Linked DNA regions of Mus musculus: region 1 is linked to region 2. The links are chromatin loops, found by intact Hi-C in ENCODE. Cell type or tissue: heart. All regions are shown on one strand.

Region 1 (8,000 bases), 150 kb before region 2:
TGTCCTCACAGAGATGGATTGCAAATCCCAGTTTCCACCACAAGATAGACATGTGTCTTACCTGGACCACAGTTGCTCCTGCCCTGAATGTGGTCACGATCTACCTGGGCCTTTTGTCGATTGGTCTTTGAAGTGTTTGCCCCTCTCTCAGAGTGTGGTTTGCTGAGTGAGAGGTATATATCCTTTGGTGAAGGGATGGAATCAGGCCATAGAAGTCTCTTCCTCTTGTGATGGCTTGGGTTTGAACTGTCTGCCATAGGCTCATGTGTCTGAATGTTTGGTCTCTAGCTGTGCTCCAGTCTGAAAGTTGTGGAGCCTTTGCTTGAAGGAAATAGATAATTGGGGACAGGCTTTGAAGGTAATAGCTATTTCTTATTCTGATCTGAGCTCTATGCTCTCTGGTTAGTGTCATGTATGAAGGCACTGCTACATCCCACTCCAGTCACCATGCCTACTCTCAATGGACTACATCCTAGAAACTGCAACCTGGGGTCAATCCTTTCTCCCCTGACTTCCCATCTGTCAGGAACAACCTTTCAGCAATAAGAAAAGTAATGGATACACCCTGGAACCACCTCCCCGCAGCCCACAGCCTACATTTGACCATGGCTTAAAGCTGGGCAGGACTTTGCCCCCAGACCACACCCACTGTTGGCTTGTTCTGGTAATGCAGATTGAGCAACATCCTTGGAGGTCCCTGGGGGTGTCATATGTGTTTGTCTGGCTTATCAAAAGTGTCTCTCCCCATGGTAGCTCCTCAATTTTCCTTCACTGCAGACTTGCTCCCACTTGTGTAATGGACAAAGAGTATCCTAGCCTCTCTGAATCACAGGTGGGGTTCCAGCAGCACTCCCGGGAAGTCCGTCTTAGCCATGGCTTCTCCTGTCACCAGGTTTGGATCTTAGTGATTCTGAGAAGTGGACCAACGAAACTAGGGATGTGTCTTCAGGATGCTGCTTTAGATTGACAGCTGCTTGGGAACAAGGGTAGCAGGAGCTGAGCTGTGAGAGGTCTTGGCAAAGCTCAGGTTGTCTTGAGGTCCTGGCTGGGATGACTCTGCAGCTGACCCCACCCACCAGTTATGGCCTTTCAGTATGAGCATACACTTGCCAGTGGGTATTCCTAGGGCATAGCCCTGGCTGAGGGTGTTCTCTGAAGCCAATACCAGCCTCCCAAGGGAGTCTCTGCCAGGGCACAGCTTCTGATCTTTATGGCTAAGCATCAGAGAAGCCTCCTGGGCAGTTCATGTATGAATGTCCTGCTTGCTTGCTTGGCTGTGGTGGAGGAGCCTCTACCTGTTGACTGTTATTCAAGTTGTGGTGATGTGCATGGCTGAGACTTGGCAATGGGACTAGCTGTGTAAATTCTGACTCCTCAGTCCTGCATGCTGAGTACCACATCACCTTCCAAGGAGGTGATGGCTGGGAGCCTTGTGTCATGGTGCCTTCTCTCCTGCCTCACTGGCTCATAGAGTAGGTCACTGCAGTGGACAGTATAGGGTCACATGCAACAGAATGTAGTGGCTTTCTTGACCCTTTCTTCCTTTCCTTGGCTGGCTGAGGAGATTGAACTCCCCCGAGCTGCCTTCAACCTGTCTTGGTCAGTCACAGCAACGATGCACAGGACTAGAAGAAAACTCAAGCTGAAATGGAAAAAGACAATTAGCAAAATGTTTGGAGAAATTTCAATACATAATTTATTTTGATCGTTTTTTTTCCCACTTCTCCTGGGAGGAGCAGGGCTGTTACACTCTGGACTGAACCCTGCCTTGCTGACCCTGCTCTGGGCAGGATGACGCCTAGAGTGGAGGCCATGTGCTGTCAGGAGTGTTGTCTGCCCTGTGGAGATGTGCTGCCACCCTGTCACCCTGGCCTCAGGTTCTGGCTCTGAGCTGCCTTCCCAGCTCTGTGGTCCTCCTCTGGCCTCCGGAGGCTTCTGGTGTCTCTAGTTAGATGCATGTTCTCCCTGCTCAGACCCTTGCATAAGGCTGTGGGACTGGGGTCCCCAGGGCAGGGACCGATGTCTCCTCAGTCCCAGAACAAATAGCTGTGTCCCAGAGGTCCTTGCCAGGGCGATTGCCCTCCTGCCTGGTCTGGCGTGTGGCGTCTGAGGGTTTGATTTGGCTTCAGTTCCTCAGGCGCAAGCGGCTGGAGCCCCATTCACAGTCCATCATCGGAGGATGACAGCGGGAACAGTGGGAGTTCATTACAGGGGCCATGAATTGTTGGAGGTAATTTAGATTACAATTTAAAGTTTAATTTAAAAATCTATCAACAAATGTGAAAGTACTCGAGGAACATTTTAAAATGCACTTTAATCTCACCAGCACAAATAGCTTTTCGGAGCTCTAAACATCATCACCTGGAAAAACAGTAAAACTTTACTGCATCTTTAATTAAATTACAAACACAAAGGATAATTAACTTTTTTATTTTTATTTTATTCGTGCCATTGTTTCTCCTCAGAGTCAATATCTTCCAGCTGCAGGAGCGGCTGTTATGAGGAAGTTTACAGCCTCGAGGCCCTGATGTGATGGGCTGTGGGGATGGATGGCCCCGCCACACAGGGTGGGGGCCAAGCCCTTGCAGGAAGCCAAGACTCTGCCCTGAATGATCTCTGAGTGTCCCCTCCCCAGAATCATATCTAATCACAGGTGGCAGTAAAACCATGATCTGGGGACACAAGGAGTTTCAGAGACTCCCCTGTCTGACCCTGTCTCAGCTTGTTCCTGTGGCAACAGGAGGCATCTTGGGGCCATGTGGACATCACTCTTATGTGTTGTTCATTTAGTCTATCCCATGCAAGGTGATTGGCCACCTATGTCAAAACAATCCTCACAGTGACTCTTAGAGATGCTGCCCCTTATAAGGTGTGGGAAACTAAGGTGGTCCAAGGTTGGGCAGTCAGCCATGGTCTCAAAGATGGCACATTACTGAGAACACTCAGTTCGGATTTGAGTATAAACCTCCTTCTCCTGACACTGGCTTGAGTACAGAGTACATTCCTCCATGCTGGCTGAGCATCTCACCGTGCAGGCTGAAGGCTCTACACTGCACTCCTCTGTGATGACTGAGGTACTAGCTCGAATCCCTTACCCTGGATGGGTGCCTGGCTCCTGTGGCAGACAAGGTGATGAGGGTCACACAGTGCTCTTGAGAACCCTCCTCAAGGGCATGTGTGGTGCTGAGCAGGGCCCAGACTGGCCACCAGGGGGCTCCCTACAGACGTGGCACTGTGTGAGCCACTGGCTAGCTTTGACAAGCTTTGGGGGCTGTAGACAGTGACGATGAACCTTGATGGGCACATAAGGCAGGGTGGCAGGGAGGCAGGGCAGAGGCAGGCATAGCGGCTGAAACTGGATGAGGTAGGGTGACCATGAAGATAGAAGCTCCTGGGCTAGCATTTCCTTGAGGGGCAACCTTATAGTTGCTTTTCTTCCCCTCTGCTGTCCTTTCCTTCCTGGAGTGATGCTGGGGACTTCCCGCTGTGTCTGAGCTTTGCAACCGGGGCCTGGCAGCTCTGTGGCAGTGCCACCTGGCAACAGGAGGGTCCTGGTCTGCCCCAAAGTACCACTTCAGGTTTTCCTAGAGGCCCTGTCTATGTGCCTCTAGAGCCTGTGTCCTCAAACAGGTCCTTAGGTCCCCAGACACTGCATCAGGACCCCACCTCCTGCCCCACATGCTTCTGTGGGGCTTCTACATTGGGCTCCCTTCCACATCTGTCCACACACTCAGTCACACTTGTGCATACACACTCACAGGAGCTGTAGCCCTCAGACCACCACCTGCCTCTTCTGATGGTTACCCACCCCCACCCCTGGCTCTGGCATGGGAGACAGAGGGGTGCTGGCCACATGGGTGTGCAGTTTTAGTGTGTTGGCTGCTTAATTATTGGTTAATCTAGCAATTTAGCATGCTTCATTTAATTCTAATTAGGAGAATTAATAGGCAGGCGATGGCGGCTTCAATAGACTGGCACAAAACAAAACCACTGGGGGCCCTTTCAGTTGGGGGTGGTGTCCAGGGGCTTGGTGTCTCTAGAGACATGGAGGGTGTGGGCAGATTTGTGGGTGCCCGAAGGTCACAATGCAGTGGAATGTCCTGGGTGGGTGGAAGTGCTCAGGGGTAGAGCTATGATCATGGCGGGTAGGAGCAGGGATGCCAAGGTGGCTTCTAGTACCCAAGAGTGGCTAAGGGGAAGGCTAGCTGTACCCCCCCTGGGCAGCCTTCAGCCCCCCAGTTCCCTGTGCTGCCTCCCTGTGCTGCCTGGTGTGTTTGTCTCTGCTCATCAGGCCGGCTCCCTGACAAGGCCCCGACATTGGACAAGGCTGTTCCTCTAATTAAGGTGCTAATTGAATTAAATGGCTGCGGTAATGAGCAGATGAGCGGCATAAAAAGTAAAGAGTCAGATAGGCCAATTAACAAGAGCGAGCACAATTATAACACTGGCTACGCGCCCCGGCTCCAGCATTGTTAATTGTTACCGGGGGATTTATGGTAATTGGCCCCACAACAGGCAGCAGCCAAACCTGCCCAGGGCCGGTAATTAAAAAATGATATTCTACACCAATGCCGGATGGGCTAATTAGGCCTTGATTTACATAAAGGTCTGTGAGGAGGCCTGAGCCACCTTACCTAGCTGGCTGTGGGGGCCAGTCTGGCCAGCCTCAAAGGCAGCCAGACAAGGCAGTGGGAGCCCTCTGCAGGCCATGTGGTGGCACAGCCAGTGCTGGCCTCTGGGACTTCCAGGCCACCATCAGCTAACCAGGGTACCATCACCAACCACCTCCTAAGCCAGAAGGACATAGCATATGACCAGAACAAACTCAGAAGCCCAATATTCACCCCTCAGCCCAGACTAAATGTTGTGTTAACATTTTTCCTCCCTTCCATCCTGCAGGGAAACCCTTTAAAAAGTAAGGTAAACAACCTAAAATATCTTCAGGAAGTCCCAGAAATTTATCAGATTCAAGAGATCCCTCCCTAGGAGAGTAAGGATGCTGAGCTGCAAAGAAGACTCTGAGACCAGGCCAGCTGCCCGGAGGCCGCACAAACCCGCTGAGCTGCCTGGAAGAGGTTTAGACCAACTGAGGCACCTGGAAAGGACATCCTCGACCTGTTGAGCTACCTGCCGGCTGGGCAGTGTGTGCTCAGGTTCTAGCTTTGTGGTCCCATGCTGAGGTTGGCTTTGAGGATGTAGTCATCTCTGGGTCATTTCTGCACTTGGAAGCAATCCCCACCTTTATTTCTGTAAGTGATAAGACTCACTGGGTCACCAAATTGGACTTGAGTGGTAATCGTACCATGGCCTGTCATGGGTTTCCCATCTGGGGTGTGTAGACCTGTGTTTGTGTCTTCTCAGGGAAGGTTTTGCCACACAACACCCTGTCTGGCAAACAGGGTCCCCATTCACTGTGTAAGCTCTGCCCATCATCTGGGGAGTAGGGGTCCAGGCACAAAGGTCCCTTTAGCTTGGGATCTAAACACTGTGGTCATGGCCTCCTCTAGGGCTAAGGCTTTCCCTCCTCTTCACCCTCTTACTGAGTATCTCCAGGGAGTTCCCTTGGACCTTGGTAGATGCCAAGGTCCTGGAGCATGTGGCCCATTGTACCAAGCAGAGCCCAGTCCCTTCCTGACTCCAACCTCAGCAACCCAGACCGGCCTCTGAGAGTGGATGGGCCCCCACCATACTACCTTAGTCACAGGGACCGGAGAGACACATGTACTGACCAACAGGGTGATGGAAGGAGGTAGCCAGGACAGAGACTCAGAAGGGGGCTGGCTGGGCCTTCCCTGGAAGGCAGAGAAGAACATGGCACTCATTCATTTATCCTATGGCCTTCCCACTGCCAACCCTTGGTTCCTGATAGAACTGGTTCTATTTTAGCAAACCAGACCTGGCATCCACCCCTGTGACCACGGTGCCATCATCTCTCAGTAACAGTGTCCTTAACCCTCCCCTGTCCCCCCACCCTGGGAACCTGTAGCGGCCTGCCCACCCCTGCAGCGTCCCCTCACCCCTCCAGTCCCCTATCAGCCTAAGGCCTCTGCTGTCTCCTCCAGCAGATTTACCGTAACATTCACACTCTGAACAGAAAACTCTGCCTCATTTACAAATGTAATTTCAATTGAGGGTGGCTCTCCAGCCTCCTTCCACTTGAGTCCCAATTGAGCCCCTTCTCGTGCTGATGGCATGATTAGACAGTGTGCGCGCCGCGGCAGATTAGTCAAGCGCGGCCCCGTAAATTGGGAAGGATGTTTTATCAGGACACGTCATGGTGCCGCAGGCAGCTATGGGGTGCTCTGGGCTGTCCCCTCAAATCACGGTTATGGAATAATTTAGCCCTCGATTCTCTGCGATTACTGCCGCCACTGATCATGCTGTCACGTTGCGAGTGAGCACTTCATCCCGCGTTTATTCATGCCAGATCTGTTTTGCTTTCGTAATGAGCACATATTACCCCGGCACAAAGAGGATGAAGGCGGCCGTGTGATAGATAGGCGCGAGATTAAATGGGATCTTTATGACTTCTGAAGCCATCAGTTCTGACTGTGCGATAAGACGAGTCGACTTGGGTCCTGATTTGCTCTTTATTGGAGCCAATATTAGCATGTGCTCACCGGTGCAGCGCTGATCAGACCCATTTAAGGTGGAGCCGAGGCTTGCGGTGTGGGATGATGCTGCAGCGGTTACCAGCCCGGGAGGGAGCTCGTAGCCACGCCCAGGGGCTCATCGCCCTTTGGACAGCAGGACTACAGGGGGGCGTGAGGGGCCTAAACAGACCTGCTTTCGGATCTCACCATCCTCTTTTTTCTTGGGTTGGCCTTAGTTGCCATCTTGCTCCAACCTCATCTCTTAATATACTCTAGCCCTAAGGGAGATTGGTCCCTTGGAACCCAAGGGCCACCTGGCTGGCTTTGGGACAGGTGACAGATCAGGGTAGCCTAGCTCAGACTCAGTTGTAAGCATGAGATATCCTTCTATCTGTATATGCATGGGGCCTGTTTTCAGGGAAGACCCCAAGGCCCCAGGACACTGATGGATGATAGTCTCCAGTTCTCCCTGCAGAGGCCCTCCTATCCTTTTGTGTTCTCTTCCCTCCTTCTCCCTTGCATCTGAATCCCCGGGTCAGCTTCCTCATGCCTACCTACTCCACTGTTTGGGATATTGGGGAGGGGTGTGTATGTGTGTGTATGTATGTTTGTGTGTGTGTTGTCTTTGTCCCACCTCTTTGCTTTCCTGCCTGGGGCAGGAAGAGATGCAATAGTGCAGAGACCGAAAGGCCATTCTCTGGGTCAGGGATAGCCCCAAGCCCACATAGCACCTGTCTAAATATACCCAGCTATCCCAGTACCTCCTTCTGAACATTCCTCTTCTTAGGAGCCAGCTGGCTTTCTGTGCTCAGGGGTGGACTGCACCATTGCCCTTGACCGAACAGATAGAACCTGCAGCCGCACCCTTTCTTGCCTGAGATGCCCCTGATCTCACTTTGTTGGGTTGTTATTTTGCAGGCTCTGTGGTGATTACACCTGTCACCTGCCTCTCACTCGTTTTTTAACCTCTCTGCCAAGAGTGTTGTCACAGAGGGAAATAGGGATGGTGGCCACTGTAGACAAAGGGCTGGGCAGCTTATTAGCATTCTGTCCAGATCATCTCTGGCTCCTTGGCAGAGCAGCCTAGACTCACTGCACCCCTGGGGTCCACGACCCCAGGATCTTAGGAGAGGGTCTGGGACAGGTTGGGCTCAACGCCTGTCCTGCAGGGTCAGAGAAGAGGGAGGCAAGTGGGTCTAGAGGCCATCTCTGGGTGAAAATAGTCCTGGGCCTCTTCACAGCAGAAACCAAGAAACACCCCAGGGCTCATGAAGTGGGCTCAGTGCTGTGTGGTGAACCTTAGAGCACTGAGTGGTGTGGCTGCTGCCTGCAAAGCACTTGAAGCCACTGACTCAGTGCTGTCCTTGGTGGGACACAAATACTAGACAAGCCCAAATGGCACTCAGG
Region 2 (8,000 bases):
AATAAATTTTGTGCGATCTAATTAACTTGGTGCGCAATCTCAATTACTTTTCACCCAAGAAATCACTTTTGTTCAGTTTTATGTGTGTCTATTTCCCTTTTAAAAAAAAAATGATGTAAGGCCTCGTCAGACAAGTGAGTTCCAAACTGCATTTGTCTTTCAGCGGCTTGATGGCTATGCATTTAAAAACCCATTCTATCTTATAAACTAAAAATTAAACGTGCTCAGCTGTGATGGCCGTCATTGCATCTGCTATTTATATGCTAATGCCCTCCCTGGAAGGGCGTGCAAATTGCCCGGCCAGGCCAATATCTCATGTGCATCTCGGCTGCCAGGGACGCACCTTCAGAGGACAGAGGGCGTTGTGGTGCTGACCACGTGATAACACAGAACAGGCACCTGGTGGCCAGAAGGGCCAGCACTGAGTCAAACCTGCCCAGATGCAAGCAGGGCACCAGAGCATACACTCAAGTCCAAAAAACTAGGCTGGAGCAAAACATCATTTTCTGGAATGACCATCTCTCAACGTGTAAAGACCATACTCACAAGAAAGATTTCACAACAAACAGCATTGCAGGACACACAGGGGCAGGCATTTCTCCTCCTCCTCCTCTCTCTCCTAATCTCCTCCTAGAACAGTCCACAAAAACCTACCCTTGAGAATTCAGTTTGACGAAGAACCCCACTGTCAGAGAACTTCCTAGAAGTGGGGCCCAAGGGTTGAGGTTAGCCTACTACATAGTATGAGGCAAGAAACCTGGACACATATGCCTAGAAGTCCATTTCCGGAGCAAGGCTAAGGCTAGAATTCTCAGCTAGATCCAAACAAAAAGTTAGCAAGACAGCTAGGGAGTCAGATGCTGTCAATCAAACTGAGGGCTGGTAGCCTAGGTGGCCACCGGCAAGGTGCTCTGGGTTTTCTAATGTAACTAGCCTGTTCTGGGGACCATATATACATGCTCTCAATGACAAGGCTGTGTGAATGATCAGAGGCAGGGAGAGTTATCATGAATGAGGTTATGTGAACTCCACACTTTAACATCCAATGAAATGTGAAAGCACTAAGCATTCTTCCTAGGAGTTTGCAGAGAAGGCCAACCACACAAGAGAGAAGAATATCCTCTCTTGTTTGGGCCTACAACTAACAGCTTCCTTCTAGGATTAGAGCAGGTCCCTCTCTGTGCCTTGGTTCCCACCTCAGGTGAGAGCAGGTGGCTAGCCTCTGGAAACATGAGGCCATGCTATGCTGTGTGGCCTGCCTCAAAGATACTGGGCCATGTTCATCAGGCATCCTCTCCATCTAGGGCTTCAGGAGGGGCCAGGACTCATACATCCTTGGACTGGTTTCTCAACTGTAAAATGGAGGAAATAATCTAATAGGGGTACTCCTAGAGTAAAGAGGTAACATGTGAGAAGGTGTTGAGAGCTAGCTCATTCCGGAAAGACAAATGATTGGGCTGGACACTGGAGCCAGGGAAACCAAGACTAGATTCATACAGTGGAGGGTGGGAGGGTATAGGCTGGTCCAGAGGCTGCTGAGCTGTTTTCTGCCATCCTTGTGAGCTGATCTCATAAGAACTTGTGTTCAAACCCCTCCCAACTCTCTGCTGTTGGGCGTGCTTGGCCTTCAGTGTGATGGAGGGAGCATAGCCCTGAGGAGGAGGCTGTTTACGGGCCCTGCTGCTGCACAAGGTCCCGCAGGCTGATTTAGTTTCCCTGCTTTCCCCGAGTGTGCCTGACGGTTCAACATTTCATTCCCTGGGTTTTCTGCTTCTGTCCTTTTCACCTACAAGAAGCAAATCCTGCAGAGCCCAGGGAGCCTTCTTAACTTAGCCTTCCTGCAGGGGAGGATCTGGGCCTGGGGAGCTCCCAGTGTAGCACCCATAAGCCTGGGAGTGAGACTGATCTGAAAGGCAGGCTGGCGAGCACCCAACCCAGAAAACAAGCAACGCTGCACAGCGTGCACCAAACAGACGGATTCCCACTGCTGCAAGAGAGCGAAGATGAGACCATGGATCCATCAGGGTGGCTGCCACATGGCCCACGAGACTGACTTGCACAAAGATGCATTTATAATCACATGAACAAGTAGACCAACAGTCCAGGAAGGAAGACCAGCTGCTGACAAGTCAGACTTGCCGATGTCTGAAGTCACCGCTCTGAGCACCACTTGGTGAGAATTCGTATTTTGTTAATTACACAATACAAGCTAACCATGATCAGAGCTACATAATGAAAAGGCAGGCAATTTAAAAGTTTTCAAAGGATTTTTATCAGTGTAAATAATGAGGCCGCCATGGATTACTACAGCTCTTCTGTAACAGAGCAGTGGAAACCAACTCGACCAAATGGCCCTGCACATTGATCCGCTCGAGATTTATCCCCAGCCTGCCTTCAAACTGAGCTGAAGGGAGCACACTCTGTAAGGCAAATGCTTAGACGTGTTTAAACTGGTTTAAGTATTTCTGAAGACAGACCATCTGTGTCAAAAGGAAAGCAATACTGCACAGAAACAAATAGCAACATTCAAAGGGGCTGGACTCCATGGATGCCAGGGGGGAACAGGCTGGACCAGCGCAGCCTGTCCCCACCCAGCCTTCCAAAGACAGCCTGCACCCATACCAAGTCTCACCTGCTGTTTATGACTGGCATTACTGTATTTGTTTCAATCTCACACATTTGTTAGAAGTTCTAAAATGTTTAAATCATGCATTATTGAATTAGTGTTCCTCGCTCAGCCTGTTCTACATGAGGAGTTAACGATGCCAATCCCGTGCTAAATGGGGAAACACTAGGAAATGATTTCAACCCTCCGTAAATTTTATTTGGAAATTAGTGAACACCTCATCATGATTTCTAATTAAAACAGCTCTAATTAACATAGACATTCATTAGCCCTCTCCATGCCCTTCCCCCACAAGACACTGTGGTGCAGCAACCTTGCAAGGAGCTGCCCACCAGCTGCAGGAAGGGCGGGCGATGTGCAGATAGGCAGTTGCTGTATCTATTCTGAGAAGCACTGCTCACCTGAGCCTGGGCGCTGCCACTCACAGACCGGGAGCCGCCAATCACTTCATCTACAGACAGCGACTCACTCGCTCTCCAGCTGCGGCAAGCAAAATCTCCAAGGACTTCAGAACAGTGCCTTTCGTTAAAAATCAGTTTGTAGAGACAGGTCTGGGAAGTGTCCATTCAACTGACAGCAGCGCTGAGCAATACCTGCCTTCCTACTGAAGGGACGGAGGGCATCATCAATCCAAGGGCTACCACCTTCTCAGGCCTGGGCTAATGTGCTGACCTATGTATGTGACCAGAGGACTCCCATAACACCGTGAAGGGCCTGCCTTCACAGCAGGTCCTGCAGGCACAAATGGAAGTAGCCAGGCTTCAGCTGTGAGGCTGCCATCTATCTGCTGAGATGCACAAGGGGTACTAATCTGGGTAGGAACAGGCTAGCAGCCACTGAGTGGACAGTGGAAAGAGGACAGACCCTGGGTATCACATCAACCTGAATGCCCACTGTGTACCACAGAAAAACTGCATTCACAGTGTTACAGTGCTGGGTCTCCACTCTCATGCCTGTGTCTCATGGGAGTTAGGAGATGGCCAGTGAAACTGCCCTCAGTCCTGGCAGCCAAAGTACTGACATAGTCATGCTATGACCAGTGATGACTTACTATGAGCCCAATACCCCTTACGCCACAACAGAAATCTAGGACTGCAGCTGGATTAGGACAGCTAAGAGGAGTCAGGGCAAGCTACTTAGTCTCTTTTTGGTGTAATACTAGGGATTAAACCTAGTGCCTCAAACATGCTAAGCTGCACTCTACCACTGAGCTAAATCCCCAGGACTCTTTGTATTTTGAAACAAGGGCTTGCTAAATTGCCTAGTCAGTCCTTCAAATCACTCTATAACTAAGGCTGGTCTTGAAGTAATGATCCTCCTGCCTCAGCCTTTCAAGTAATTGGGAAGACAAGCTTCTATATCCAGATCCAGTTTCCACTCAGCTGCCTTGAATGCATGGCTGTTACCATACATTGCGGTATAAGCACACAACATGGATTTTTTTTGACCTGGGCTCTGGGAATGCAAGCTGCTGCCCCTGAAGCTGGCTGAACTAAACGCAGAACCCTGACCCAGGAGGTTGCATGTCTTCACCATCACCCACAAAGGCCTCATGAGTGCCCTGTAGGTCAGAAGAAGACTGCCCAGGTCTCCTCTAGCAGCCAACCACTCAGCAGTCAGGAAATATGGAGATAAGAGACGAGGGTAAGGCAACAGCACACACCACCACCCAGCTTTACCTTCCTGACAAAGCTGCAAGGCAAGGAGAACAGCCAGGTTGCTAAGACCCTTAGGGCTTGCAGTCCTGCCAGCCCCAACACTGCTGTTGGTCCCAGTAAGGAAATGCAGGCTAGCAATACCTAGGCCTGGCAAAACCCTTCTGTACTACCCAAGAGTATTCAGAGCTCTGTGGTCACTCCCTGGAGTACGAGCTATCCAGGGATGTTCCTACACTGCCAAGGCCCTCTAGCAAGGTGACTGTCCCACAGAATGAGTTCTTCAGGGAGGAAATGGGGTACACAACATAATAGTGACGTGGCCTCACGTCACAGGCTGGTTGTTAGGTCACCCTGAAAGGTAGCCCCATATGGCGCAGCCTTGGCCAAACTGATCGCTGATGACTACGGACACTGAGTTTAGAGAGAAAACAAACTCTTCCTGACAGCTGCAGTGAGGGCCAGAGTTGTCACTTTCCTCGTGGCTATAGAAATGTTCTCCGCTGTAAATATATTGCTCAAAATTAATAAAGTTGACTTAGCTAGGTAACATAACAAAATGTAACTCTCATAAGCTGTTAACGACACATACCACACACTGCCAGACAGCCTCAATTATGGCACTGTATTCCCATGATTGCCATAAACTCAAGCACGTTGGCTGACTGAAAGAGGAGCGAGGTCGCCCTCTGCTGGCCCACATCACACACGACCTCTGCAAAGCTGGGACCATCAAACAGCTGCAAAAGTCAAGAGCTCCCTCCTGTGTCCTCTGGCTCCAGCACCTGAACTGTATCTTCAATGTACCTACTGGCTGCCACAGACTGGTCAACATGGTGCTAGACATGGAGTGTTCTTGATTTTAGGCTGGAGCAATGGATGGCTTCAAATCCGATCTTTCCCTCAGTAAAGACAGAGTTAAGTCCACCTCAAAGCTACTTTCCAAAATAGAATTTATAAGTCAGACTGCCCAGGTCAGTTGAACCACTAACCTCTAAGGCAGTGCTTCTCAGCCTTCCTAATGCTGCCATTTACAGTTCCTTGTGTTGTGGTGACCCCAACCAAAAAGTTGTTTCCTTACTACTTCACTTCTGTAATGTTGCTATTCTTATGAATCATAATGTAAATATCTGATATGCAGGATATCTGATATGTGACCCCTGTGAAAGGGCCATTTGACCCCTCAAATGGTCGCAACCCACATGTTGAAAATCTCTGCACTAAGGCAAGGTCAGGGACTAAGCTCACAGTTCAGGTTTGGGATTTGGGTTCAGAACAGGAGTCCATGGGGATGTGGCAGCTCTGATGTCTGTTTTCTCTGTAAACCAGCTGAGAGGAGCCAGTGAGATGTCTCAGCAGGAAAAGGCACTTGCTAAGGACTTGAGTCCTGTCCCTGGACCTACATGGTACAAGGAGAGAACACACACACACACACACACACACACACACACACACACACACACACACACACGTTAAAACTGAGAGAAACTGAGAGCTGAGAGAAACATGGGATGATGATGAGCTTGGAGTTCTGGAAAGAATTGGGTGACACAGAGAGGCTGGACTGTGACAGTTTTGTGTCTTTCAACTAAATCCCAAGACCCAACTCCCCTAAGACCAGCCATCCCCTCAGCTCTGTGGTCACCTATGCAGAATGCCAGTCCCATGTAGCCCAGATACAGGCGCTCTACTCCTACTCCTCCGAGGGCAGCGCCTCCTCCAGGCGCAGCAATGTACTCTGCCTTCCAGCCAGTTCCAGCGTACCTCGCATGGACGGCCTCTGTGACCCCGAGGTCACTACAGGACTGTGTCTTTGCTCACAACTGGCACCCAGAACACATGCCTACACCTCTTCACCTCTCTCTGGCCCTGCCTGGACTCCCATCTCTCTAGCCTCAGCAAAAGGACCCATGTATCCCTCTCTGATCTATTTTAACTCCAGATCCTCACTTGGGGAGATACAGTACCTTGCCAGCCCCCTGAATCATGAGAGTACCCTGTTGTTGCTCACAAACAACCTGGCCTAACAGACAGGCAGTCTTCAGGTCTCCACCCAAAGTGCACGGTGTTCATGCTCATCTCTGACTGCTCCTGAGCACTCTGTAGGTTTTATTTTGCCCGACCTGCCCAAAGACACGAGTCCCTATTTGCTAGCAACTCCCCAGAAGTCCCCACCTATTTAACACAGCCTGATTCTTTGGGGGTCTCGGGAGGAGCCCTTGACACATGGGTTTTCAGTACTTTCAAAGTATCCTTGGCTGAACAGACACCAACAGCAGGAATGTAGCGACCATGGCATGAATGACTTCATGGGAAGACTTGCTGAGGGACAGGACAGAATCCCAAGCCAAGAAGAGCAGATGGGTCCTCTCTTGGGAGAGGCTGATCTGAAACTCCCATCACAGAACTTAGTAAGGAAAAAGCCAGAATCCTCTGAATCTGATGACGCCTGACTGTTCAAATGGCCGAGTGGAGAGTCCTGGGACCTTTCAGCCTCAGCTCCATGAACTGAACTCACCCTGCTCCTCTGTCCTCTCCCAGGCTCAATGTTCAGTTCTTCATACTTCTTCAGGGCAAGTTCCAGTTCCATTTTCAGGTCAATGGCCTGTTTTAAATGTGCACTGTAGGTCCCTGCACGGGTAAACCGCTGTAAAACAAAGAATGACTCACAATGGTTCCGGACAGTCCCCAGACAGCCCATGCCCCTTCCTGTAGGAAGAGACAGGGTGCCAGGGAGAGGGAGAATGCTCATTCCCACCCAGGACAGTGTTCTTGCCTTCCACAGCCTTGCCTTGCCTGGGCTTTCAGCCCAAGTTCACTGCTGCAGGCCGAATGCCCTGCCTCACCTGGACCCAGGAGCACACAGTTGGCAGAAACTTGTTCTGGATGAGTTTGAGCGAGTCCCGAGCAGCATGGAGCACAGCAAGGTTGTCTTCATTCTCCTGAACCTTCAGACCATCTAAAACAAGGCAAAGTAAGTATCGTGGTTTGAATATGCTCAGCCCAGGGAGTGGCACTATTAGGAGGTATGGCCTAGTTGGAGGAAGTGTGTCATTGTGGGGGTAGGCTTGGAGACCCTCCTTCAAGCTGCCTGGAAGCCAGTCTTCTCTTATCTGCCTTTGGATCAAGATGTAGAACTCTAAGCTCCTCCAGCTCCATGCTTGCCTGGATGCTGCTGTGCCTCCTGCCTTGATGGCAATGGACTGAACTTCTGAACCTGTAACTCAGCCCCAATTAAATGTTGTCCTTTATAAGAATTGCCTTGGTCATGGTGTTTCTTCATAGCAGTAAAACCCAAACTAAGACAGAAAGTCACAGAGGGATGCTGAGGCTGGACACATAGCAGAGGCCATTAAACCCACTGGAAACGTGACTCCTAGCTGGTCTCAGACACTGAGAGAAAACAGTCTTTAATCTCAATCATTCTGGCTCCATGCAGACATGGCTTCCCACCCAGAGGGCTAGATCTCGCAGAGCCGCCTTCTCTTGCCTCTTCTCTCAGGACTGCCCTCACCTTAGTCCCAGGGTCTCAGTGACCCCTGCCATTCTGCCTTTCCTTGACAGGTCCTTCATTTCTTTCACAAGCCCTGCTAGGCAGGGCCTCTAGAAAGGACCTCTCTAGCACCTGGATGAGTACGAGGCAAGGTGCAGTGCCTCAGAGACACAAACTTGAAGCTGTGGAATCTGGAGAGCTCCAGGCCCTTTCAACCATATCCCAC

The links. Hi-C counts contacts between places; a loop is a spot of excess contacts. Peaks named below come from ENCODE experiments on the same cell type or tissue, not always from the same donor. Only the 100,000 strongest peaks of a DNase experiment are listed, where the experiment ranks them.
Region 1: it touches region 2 in a loop (9-fold over the local background); 8 of 42 quality-filtered maps call a loop at or near these places.

What each region holds. Positions count from the first base shown.
Region 1 is chr5:33,538,763-33,546,762 of GRCm38, reverse strand. No RefSeq gene overlaps it. Among named protein-coding and RNA genes, the nearest start is that of Fam53a, 87 kb to the left of the region's middle. In heart, CTCF peaks have their summits at 3,204 (motif pointing right) and 4,701 (motif pointing left); no DNase peak of the experiment used is centred here; H3K27ac peaks cover 262 bases; H3K27me3 peaks cover 5,065 bases.
Region 2 is chr5:33,390,984-33,398,983 of GRCm38, reverse strand. It overlaps Uvssa (UV stimulated scaffold protein A), which reads right to left. Exons shown (of 14, transcript NM_001081101.2): 6 at 7,128-7,240; 7 at 6,800-6,928. Among named protein-coding and RNA genes, the nearest start is that of Uvssa, 16 kb to the right of the region's middle. In heart, a CTCF peak has its summit at 4,986 (motif pointing left); a DNase peak (open chromatin) is centred at 4,983; H3K27me3 peaks cover 485 bases.